Regions from separate parts of the Homo sapiens genome. Here region 1 is linked to region 2. The links are chromatin contacts, found by Hi-C or POLR2A ChIA-PET in ENCODE. All regions are on one chromosome and are shown on one strand. Each heading gives the region's core, a stretch centred on a gene start or an enhancer-like site at or near the end of the contact. The rest is flanking DNA. Distances are from core to core; before and after follow the strand shown. Region 1 overlaps ITGA11 (integrin subunit alpha 11). Region 2 overlaps ITGA11 (integrin subunit alpha 11).

Region 1 (5,698 bases), core at 1,650-4,149, 110 kb after region 2:
TCACTAGGTGAGTTCCAGGGTCTGCGTCAGCTGAGAGTCTTGAAGATTCAGCTGGCCTTGATGTGGATGCTCAGAAAGAGTGAAGCAGGTGCTGCCTGCCACCAGGGGTGAGCTTATCAGATGAACTTGATATTCATCCAAGAAGGGCCTAAGTAGAGGGATGCAGAGCAGCCTGCCATTCACCCACTGTCCTCTGTCAATTCCACCTCCCCTTTCAGCCAGGCCCTGGCACATCCTCATCACACACACTGGGTGCCTGCAACCTTGGAGCACCCTGACCCTGGCCTGCCTCCCTCTCTTCTACTTCAGTCTTGTCATCTCATCAAAAGCCTTGCCTGTTATCTGTCCCATCCCCTCAATGTCCTGTTGTATGGTAGATAAACTAATGCTTGTTAACAAGTGACTTATCACAACAGCCTCCCCTCAGCCATCAAAAGCATTTGCAGCTCTATATGAGGAAGAATTCTCCAAATCAGAAAAAAACAATCAATCTGGGGCTGGGCAGCCTGTGGAGGAGTGAGGGTCCCTTCCCTGGGGTTGCAGAGGAGAACAAATGTCGGCTAGGGCAGGTGGCATGTAGGCTGAAACAGAGACTCACAGAAGCATCCGGAGACAGGGAGACAGAGAACGAGCAAGGGCTGGTGAGAGCCTCGGCAGTCCTTTGTATCTTTTTCTGAGAACTCAGGAGTTTGCCAATGGGCTGGTTAAGCAGATGTCAAGCTCAAGGAAAACAGGCCTAAAACTTTAAAGCAGCAAACAGCACATTGAGACTGACTGTAATTAACATTATTTTTCCTCCGAGCCCTGGACAGCCATCTCATGCCTTCAGAGAATATATGGATCATCTTCTTCAAGAACAAGGGTCATGGCTGGGTGCGGTGGCTCACACCTATAATCCTAGCACTTTGGGAGGCGGATTGCCTGAGCTCAGGAGTTCGAGACCAGCCTGGGCAACATGGTGAAACCCCGTCTCTACTAAAATACAAAAAATTAGCTGGGCCTAGTGGCAGGCATCTGTAATCCCACCTACTCGGGAGGCTGAGGTAGGAGAATTGCTTGAACCAGGGAGGCAGAGGTTGCAGTAAGCCAAGATCGCACCACTGCACTCCAAACCGGGTGACATATGGAGACCCCATCTCCGTAAAAAACAAAAACAAGGGTCACAGTTTTTTATGAAAACTAGTGTATTTTTCCATCTTACATCATTTATCATTTTCTCTGTGTAGGAAAAGTGATCAAAATGGACCTCCTCTTTTTTTTTGAGACAGAGTCTTGCTCTGTCTGAGCGAGTGTGTGGGACCTTGGCCTCAACATGGCCCGAGCTCCTGAGGACCCCATATTTCACCCCACCCAGCCCAGGCCTGCCCTTTGAGCCCCACAATCAATTTCCTGGCTGCTTATAGGACATTTCACTTGGATGTCTCATAACATCTCACATTTCACATGCTGGAAAAGGAACCCAGGTTTTCGCTTCTTAAATGGTTTTGTCCCCATTGCAGGAAATGGCATTACCACCCACCAGATGGCTCAAGCCAGAAGCTTGGAAGTCATTCCTTATGATTTTCCTTTACTTCCCATCAGCAAATCCTGCAAGTTCTAGCCCTCCATTCCTCTCCAATGTGCCCACTCCTCTCTGTCTCTTCTGCCATACTTGGACTAAGCCATCCTCTTCATTTTGTATTTAGACTTGCACTAGAGTTTTCCAACTGGTCCCTCATTCCAATTTTGCTCAGCTTCAAGCTATGCTCTTTGCAGCAGCCACAGTGATCTTTCAACGGTGTGAACTAGATCCTGGCTCTGCTTAAAGCCCCCGAGAGTTCCTCCATTGCATTTAGAATAGATTCTAGACCCTTCCCAGGGCCCACCAGGCCCTGCGGATTTGCTTTCTCACTTACTACCTTCCAGCTTCACCGTCTTCCTCTCTGTTCCTCAGATACACCAAGCTGTTTCCCACTTTGAGATCTTTGCATTTGCAGTCCCCTTTGTCTGGAACATTCTTCCCCAAGAACTTTTCTCAGCTGGCTCCTTCTCAACCTCCAGTTTTAACGCCATGGCCTCTGAGAAAGGAGAATCCATTGCTATGGAGAATCTGTTCTTCTCCCTCACAACATCTTCTTTATGTATTTTACAATTAAAAATAATTACAGGTGGTTATAAGAGCTGTTTGCCTACTTGGACACTGTCTCCTCTCCCACTGGAGTTTAAGTTCCACAAAGGAAGGGACTAATGTGTGCTGGAGTCTGCATACAAGAGCTGATTGTGTGCACTCTTCCCATTCAGTGATGTCATGTTGGCAGCTTGAAAACGACCATGGTGGGAGGATTTACATCATGGTAATTGGCAAATACTACAAATAAGAATGATAGGAATTCTTTCTATCCCATCCCAAGAGCCAGAATCAGTGTGTCTGTCTCCCCACTTTATCCTTAGCATCTAGAACAATGCCTAGCTCACAATAGGTGATCTATATACATTTGTTAAATGAGACGGAAAAAATGAATAGAAGTATTCAGGCTTCTAAGACACTAACCTTCCAATAAGGGGTTAAAGGGGAAAGTGATAGAGCCTCAGGGAGGGAAGGAACTTAGAGTACTGGATTTGGCTTCAGAAATCCTGGTTCTATTGCCAGTATGGTTTCTAAATTGCTTTGCAACTTTGGACCAGTTTCTTACTTCACATGGCCCTCAGTTGCCTTATCTGTGAAAGGCACACACAGGACTCGATGCTTTAAGTCCCTGTGTAGGATTTTTAAAAGCCCATTTATGTACACCTTTATCACTTTCTTTACCCACCCCCCCACCCCCTTCCTGAGGTCACTTTACTACACAACTGCAGAGGATGCTGTTTACATTGTAGTTGATGTAAATCATGTAGCGCACAGCCGGTACAGCTGTACGTGGCGGCCCTGCCCACACTGATTCTGGCTTCAGGCCATTTCAACTGGAGCTGAATTGGACAGTGAGTCCCTCCCTTTCCTGGCATACTGACCATCTCAAAGAGCTCAGACAGTTTGGTTTTGGTTTTCCAACTCCTAAGCTTGTCTCCTGCTTGTCATGGGTGTGTGGATCAAGAGCCCTGTGCATGTGGGATGAGCCCCAGCCCAGAGAGTGTTTGGGCAAAATAAGAGCAAGACAAGGCTCAGGATATGCAATTTGTGGCAGGGCTTTCCCTCAGACGAGAGGAAGTAGGGTGAAGAGGACTCAGAGAACTACTGGGCCAGTCTGCCCTGCTCTTTGAATGCAAACTAAAAAAAGGAATTGTGGGGGCCCTTCCCTTCTAAGCCTGCAGGGCCCGCCCTCCAGTGGATATACCCACACCCATCTGAAAAGGTCTCTGGCTGCATGGAATTTAACAGAGATCCACCAGATGCCATTGTCTAGGCTTGGTGGGGATGGCGGACTTTGGGGAGTGGAAGTGTTTTTGTTCTCTGAGGGTTATGCAGAGGTCTTTTTGGTTTTCAGTACAGGCCAATTTTTCATGGTTGCAAAACGATCTCAAATGTCTACTGCTACTTTTAGGTCCTTAAAGGAGTCAAGGGCTCATGACTCCATCTGCCTTTGCTAGAAAATGAAGGACTACCATGCAAAGTGGTGAGCCCCCATCACTGGAGGGATGCAAGCCTAGAGTGGCCATTTGTTTGGGATGTTCAGGCTCTGTTAAGGGCCCTCCCAGGCAGACCCTTGGTGCTGAGGCCTCTCAGAGAACCCCTGAGGCCCAGGACCCCTCATGAACCTGTGGATGAGGAAGGGCCAACCCCGTACTGAGTGTACCCATTGTTTGGAAATAGAGTCCCTGTTGTCAACTTCTTTCTCCTGTTACATCTGGGTTTACAATCAGGATTGAGGTTCTGGCTCAGGAAATGTTCATGGCAGCATGGAAGCATAGCCCCTAAAGGGCTTTTAGAAACATGAAGGCCAAACATTTATTTTAGAAGAGATCGAATGGAAGTCTTGAGAGGTTTGGATTCTGGCTCTCTTGTTTAGCAGCAGATGTATGACCTTGGGCAAGACACTTGACCTCTCAGAATTGCAGTCTCTCGAGTCAGACTGCCTGGCTTCAAATGCCAGGCTGTGACTTTATCATCCGGGTGATCTTGGCTAAGTTACTTAACTTCTATGTTAGCTAGTATTACTGTTGCCATTAAGTGTCGAGACCAGTGTTGAAACCTTATGTCAGTGGAACAGGCTCCTAATATGGACTTTGTTAGGCTCAGACTCAGTCTCTCCACCTGTGCAATGGGTTTCATGTCATCTCCCAAGCCACCAGGACAGATTCTGGCTTGGTGGTTCCCAGGGATTGGACTGTAATCTGGGGTCTATGTTCAGCTCCCACCATCTTTTCTGGGCACTCCCAGCTCCTTCTTGGGTGCTAAACAACATGGCCACATTCTGTGGCATATAGATGATGTCTGAATCACTACCCTTTTGTGGGAAATGAGGCATTTAAAATTTCTGCTGCATGCTCCCTGCCCCCTTGTTTCCTAGGAAGTCCCATTATATAACTAGGTTTTCACTGTGTAAAAACAAGGCCATTCCCCTGTCTCCTTGTGTCATCTCAGAGTCATAGTAAATAGTGATGAATAGCATGGGGCCAGCTGGGCTGACCTGGACTGCCTGCTGTGAGCCAATTTACTCCTTTCTAAGGTTCCCCTCCCTTCCAGAGCCCTTCCTCCCTTCAGCAACCTTCCTCGCTCTGCCCATTTGTAAGCGATGCTCAATGGCCACCAACCTCTTCTTGTCTGGAAAGAAAGCCTTTGATAACAAGTGGACAGGGAAAAGTCAGGACTGAATGTATACCTACCTAGTAGCCTGGGGTCGTAAGGAGGAGGATTGGCTTATCTAAAAGGAGTGATTGATTAGTAAATGGGATTTCTAGCAACTGTGGCAGGCGGGTGGGGAGATTTTAACTGATTGATTGATTCATTCTTGAACTATTTATCACTTGTGTACTCTGGCCAAGCACTGTTCTGGGCCCTGGGATGCGTAAGTAAACTCAACAGACAAAAATCTTTGCTCTCAGGATTACATTCCATCGGAGCAGGCAATATACAACATGAATAAATAAAACAGGTAATAATGTGAGATAATATTAAAAGCCTCGGAGAGACTAAAGCAGGGAAGGGGGATAGGAGGGGAGTTTATGCATGTGAATGCATGCAGGGGGGTTGAATTTTAGGTAGGAGCCCGAGGCAAGGCCTCAATGGGAGAAGCATGTTGGAGTAAACTGCCTGAGGTTTGGTGGGCAGGATGCCGGAGTGTGTGCTGTGAGGAATGGTAAGAACAGAACAGTGGGCTGAGGCCTCTGAGAGGAAACCGAAAGCCAACTAAGGCATTTGGATTTAGCAGATGGGAGCCATGGAAGGTTTTTGAGGGAGAGCAGTGACATGTTCTATCTGTGCTTGGAGGAGCTTCCTCAGGTGGGAGGGGGAGGCTGGATACAGCAGCCTGCAGGAAGTGAGAGAGGTTCTTGGGGAAGAGCATTCGAAGCAGAAGAAACAGCAAGTGCAAAGTCCAAGGTGCCTGATGTGTTTGAAGAACAGCCCGGAGGCCCCAGGGGTGGAGCGGAGTGAGCCAGTGGGGAAGGCACAGAGGAGGAAGTCAGAAATGCAGGAGAGCCAGATCACACGGGACCTCTTACTCAGAGTAAGCGGGGAGCCCTGGAGGGTTTGGAGCGGAGCAGGGACATGACATGATGTGAC
Region 2 (5,151 bases), core at 1,171-3,670:
GGAGGGTGGAGACAGCTGGCACCTGGTGGGGGAGCTGCATCCTCTTCCTCAGGGGGATACCAGAGGGATGGGTGGACAGGCCAGCCAAGGCCTCAGGACGACCACTGCCTGAACAGCCGACACTGGGTTCAGTGGCCCAAGTGATCCTGCCTCCTTGAGACACTTGCTGCCTTTGGCCTCAGGCCCCCGCCACTCCCTGGATCCTCCTCCCACCACATGGGCTACTCCTTCTCCCTTTGCTGCCTCCGCATCGCCTCCCGCACTTCTAAAGGTCAGTGTCTCCCACGGTTCAGTCCTTGCACCTCTTCTTTTTCTAGAGTCACTTCCTGGGTGAACTCAGGGCTGACTTTCCCACGAGTCACAGTAGTCATGGTGCCAAGGCCCATAACACTTTTAGGAGCCCATGAAAATGTTTACATTTCTTTTAAAATTAGAGGAAAAAATGGAATAGAATCCAGCTTGGATAACATTTTTTAATCTTTGTATCAACATGGTTATAAACCATAATTTTAAATACTTTTTTCCTATGGAGGAAGGTGTCCCAAAGGCAAAAGTGGCCAGGGCGTGAAGGTCAGAAAGTAAGCCCAGGCCAGCTCCCTCAGTCCTGTGGCTATCACCGTCTACACGCCGACTGCTCTCACATTTCTGTCGTCCGCCTGGATTCTCCGCTGAATTCCAGGCTCACACCGACTGTCTCCTGGCCTGCCTGGCAACTGTAACAGGCCCCTAACCAAGCTCTTAACACCCCAGCCCCCGAAGCCTGCTCTTTCCAGCTCTTTCTCACCTAAGCAAATGGCAGCACTATCCCTCCGCGCTGCTCAGGCCAGAAGCCATGTATCCATCACTGACCCTAACTCTCACACCCACACGGAGCCCAGCAGCAAAGTCTGTCCATTCTACCTTGGAAACACCTGGAATGTGGCCACCACTCCCACCTCCTGGGCCTGAGTGCCCTCACATCTCCTCTGGAGACTACAGCGCTGCCCGACTGCCTCCCCTCTGCAGTTTGTTCTTAGCATAGCAACTAGAGGGATCCTTCTAACGAGGAAGGCAGGCTTATGCTCTGCTCTGCTCTGCTCAAGCTCAAAGTAAAAAGTGCAGTCCTGGCCCTGGCCTGCAAGGCCCTCCCCTCTCGGGTCCCACCTGTCTTGCTGACCTCACCTCCTGCTCCCTCTTGCTTTACTCCAGCTTTCAGCCACCTGGCCTCCAGCATGCATGCCATGGCGTGCCTGCTGTAGGCATTGCTATTCCCTCTGCCTGCAAGGGTTTCCCTCACGCAGCCACGAGACACTCCTGTCTTCCTCATGGTCTCTGTCTGATGTCACTTTATTGGAGAGGCTTTTCCCAACTCCCCTGTATAAAACAGCACCCCCTGGCACTCCACCCTTAGATGTGTGCCTTTTTCTGGGTAGCCCTTATCACCAGTTGATAACGTTTATATTTATGTTTATTGCCTGCCTGGAATGTCAGCTGTAGGAGAGTGGGGGCTTTGTCTGTTTTGTCCCTGCTCTATCCTCAGAACCTGGAGCCGTGCCGGGAATGTAGCAGGAGCTCAGCTAACACGTGGAGTGAATGGACCACCTGCAACAGCAGACAGAGCCATGTGGAGTGAATGGACCACCTGCAACAGCAGACAGAGCCCTCCTTTGGCCACTGACTCACTGTTCAACTTGAGGCAAGTCACTGTCCCTCCTGCCTCATCTCACATGCCTCGGTGTGCATACCTGAGAGATGGGGGTGGGGACAGTGCCTCACAGTGTTGAGAGGTCTGTCACCATGTTCAGCACACAGCTGGGGGCCAGCAAATGGCAGGGCCCTTATGTGTGCTCTTTCTGTCCCTCAAGGCGGGCACCTGGCTCTGCCTCCCCAGCGCCAGCACCTAGCACACAGCCCAGCATACAGGGGCTTAATTTTGGGGTTGCTGGATTTCTAAAAGAGAAATGAGGCATGGCCGGGCACGGTGGCTCATGCCTGTAATCCCAGCACTTTGGGAAGCCGAGGCGGGCAGATCATGAGGTCAGGAGATCGAGACCATCCTGGCTAACACAGTGAAACCCTGTCTCTACTAAAAAAAAAAAAAAAAAATTAGCCAGGCGTAGTGGCGGGCGCCTGTAATACCTGCTACCCGGGAGGCTGAGGCAGGAGAATGGCATGAACCTGGGAGGTGGAGCTGGCAGTGAGCCGAGATCCTGCCAACGCACTCTAGCCTGGGTGACAGAGCAAGACTCCGTCTCAAAAAAAAAAAAAAGGGAGTGAGGCATCCAGAGAGTATAGAGGAATTTTTTGGGGGGTTGAGTGGGGGTGGAAGAAGGAAAAGTCACCTAAAAGACAAGCATCAATGTGAGAAGAAGGGTTCTCTCTCTCTCTCTCTGTGTGTGTGAGCAGGGTATGTGTGGGGGAGCGGGGGTGCCTGTACCACACCTCCCTCTCTTGGATGCTGGGAACATTGCAGCATCTTTCAAGATTCGGTTCAAACAGTCTCCAGAAAGCTTTCCGGGGATGTCCCTCGCTCGGAATCGCTCCCCTCCGGGCCTGTGCTCACCCCCAGACTGCACTCACCCATTTATTGTCACTGTTTCCCTGTCTGCCTAATTTATCTCTGTTTCCCCTTTGGGGCCCAAGCCGTAGGAGACACACCCAACAAATGCCAAATGAATGAACAAACAAAAAAGCTCCTTAGGTGGATCCTGATACCCCTCTGCCTGGCATCCCCCTGCCCTGGCTGTGATTGGTTTTTGTTGGATTGTTTTATAAGGGATGCTTCCTGACCCCGCCTCTTTGCTCTCCAGCATCTCCCTGGGGTGGTGTTGGGAGCTTACTCCGCCTCTGTAATAGGAATGTTTGCCTGGAGCCCAAGCTGGCATTTCTGGGGTGTGGCCAGTGGAGGGCAGCAGCGTCCCACGCCCGGCTGCCCTGTCTATTTCCACAGGACTGGGCTTTGCTTGCTTGCTTTCTTTTACAAATTTATTTCTTTTCTTTTTTCTTCCTTTGCCACTTCTTCCAGGAATGGGCTTTTCTTTAAGACCTCACTTCTCGTTGGGTCTCACAGAGTCTCACTCCTTTCCTGGACCCTGGATGAAGCCAGTGTAATCTGTAACAATCTGCTTTTACGCAACTAACAGAGGCTGATACCGAGGCATCTCCCATCCTTTGGTCTTCACAAATTCAGTTCACACCAGACCTCTGGACCTTCCCTAGTGTTGCCCCTGAGGCTTTGTCTTGCTTTTTTCCCTCTTTTCAGCGGCTGCCCTAACAGCCCACAGGTCTGCCTGATTCTCTCCTGCTGGGACATGCAGCCAGGGGTTGTAGGAAAACTCTATAGAGGAGCACGGCCAACCCTTTCCCAAGCTGTCCGGCCTAAGCCCAGTTCTGCAGGGCTCCCAGGGGCTCACCTGGCGGCTGGGATCCTCCTCACGGAAGATGAAGGGGCTGTGGAACTGCCTCTGCAAGGCTGCGTTGACCATGATTTTCATGGATTTGTACTTGAGCTGTGCAATCAGAGGGCTCGTCAGAAGCTGGCTTGGAAGCTTTTCTTCCCGTCCCCTCCCCAGGCAGCCCCAGGTGGAAGACATCCCAACAGCCGCCCCCTTTCCCTTCTTCCTTCCAGCCCAGCCCAGGGGCTCTACTTACTGCTTTTAGGGACCTCAACCACAGGTTCCCCAGTAGATGGAAATTGATTTCCTGGTTGGGGACCAGCCGTATATTGCAGTTGATGGAGACGACATCAGAGTTGCTGTGATTCTGAAAGAGAAGATGGGTCTCAGGGCTGAGCTGCTGGGCTAGGGGAGCAGGGGGCAGCAACACTGCTTGAACGACTGGGGCTCTGCTCCTGGGGGCAGGGGCAGAGGACAGGGGACAAAGAGAAAGTTGGGAGTGGGGGACATGTGCATTGCGTCTGCCAGGGGATGACTGAAGGACAAATGAAGGATGGTATATCTGATGCTCCACTTGAAGCTGTACATTGTGACCGGCCTGGATATATTCCAGGGACAGAACTTTTGTTCAACATTAGGGAATCTATAAATGTTTCCTATCACCATATAAACACATTAAGATAAAAAATTCTATGATCGCTGCAACAGATGCAGAAAAAGTATTTTAGGAAGTCCAACTTCTGTTCATGATAAAAACTCCCAGGGAACTTCCTGAATCAGATAAAAGGGGTCTTCATAAAGTTCATGGAAAATGTGTATTATGGAAAAATTATGCATGGATTCCAAAACTTTTTTTGCCCCAAAATAAACTCGTATTAACTTGTTGTAACCTATGTGAACAGGATCTAGTTTGAGGCACTAAGAAAGATAAGACATCAGTTTGAAAAGAGCCCCTATCTGAGCAACATGAATTCTGCTAAAATTGAAGCAAAAACAAACATCAAATTTATGGTGAAACTTGAGTGAAAGAACAGTGAAATCACTGATGCTTTATAAAAAGTTGATGGGGATGATATCACAAAGAAATCAGCAGTTTGCAAATGGATAACTTGTTTTAAGAAGGACTAGAGGGCTGGGCATGGTGGCTCACGCCTGTAATCTCAGCACTTTGGGAGGCCAAGGCAGGCGGATCACAAGGTCAGGAGATCGAGACCATCCTGGCTAACACAGTGAAACCCCGTCTCTATTAAAAAAATACAAAAAATTAGCCAGCCGTGGTGGCACGCGCCTGTAGTCCCAACTACTTGGGAGGCTGAGGCAGGAGAATCACTTGAACCCGGGAGGCGGAGGTCGCAGTGAGCCGAGATCGTGCCACTGCACTCCAGCTGGGTGACCGAGCCAGACTCTGTCTCAAAAGAAAAGAAAAGAAAAGAAAGAAAAGAAAAGAAAAGAAAAGGGATTAGAGGACACTGAAGATGGAGCTTGCAGCAGCAGATCATTCATATCAATTTGTGAGGAAAAAAAAAATCTTGTTCAGGCCCTCACTGAAGAAGCCTGACAATTAACAGCAGAACCATTAGCCAACACTATAGACAGCTCAGTTGGCTTAGTTTACATCATTCTGATTGAAAAATTAAAGTTGAGCAAAATTTCCGCTTGACGGGTGCCCAATCTGTTGCACCCAGATCAGCTGCAGAAAAGAGCAGAACTTTCAATGGAAATTTTAAACAAGTGACATCAAGATCCTGAAGCATTTCTTCAAATAATTATAACGGAT

Evidence for each region. A loop is a pair of places that touch in the nucleus more often than their neighbours do. ChIA-PET counts read pairs that join two places held with the same protein, here RNA polymerase II (POLR2A). Pooled maps may share reads with other maps.
Region 1: a map of chondrocyte shows a loop between it and region 2 (2.6-fold over the local background). The contact joins two enhancer-like sites. A Hi-C loop is called at or near these places in 1 of 168 maps with a recorded cell type or tissue (chondrocyte) and 5 of 50 pooled maps. POLR2A ChIA-PET finds 5 or more read pairs at or near these places in 2 of 52 experiments (AG04449 and AG04450).

Annotation. Positions count from the first base shown.
Region 1 is chr15:68,415,777-68,421,474 of GRCh38, forward strand. The region is part of intron 1 of ITGA11 (integrin subunit alpha 11); the gene reads right to left. Among named protein-coding and RNA genes, the nearest start is that of ITGA11, 14 kb to the right of the region's middle. Within about 2 kb of position 2,900, at least 9 of the 41 ENCODE cell types and tissues checked have a DNase peak (open chromatin) inside an H3K27ac peak, as active enhancers do.
Region 2 is chr15:68,303,956-68,309,106 of GRCh38, forward strand. It overlaps ITGA11 (integrin subunit alpha 11), which reads right to left. Exons shown (of 30, transcript NM_001004439.2): 27 at 3,631-3,741; 28 at 3,393-3,488. Among named protein-coding and RNA genes, the nearest start is that of FEM1B, 29 kb to the left of the region's middle. RefSeq lists a silencer at 2,838-2,927. Within about 2 kb of position 2,421, at least 6 of the 41 ENCODE cell types and tissues checked have a DNase peak (open chromatin) inside an H3K27ac peak, as active enhancers do.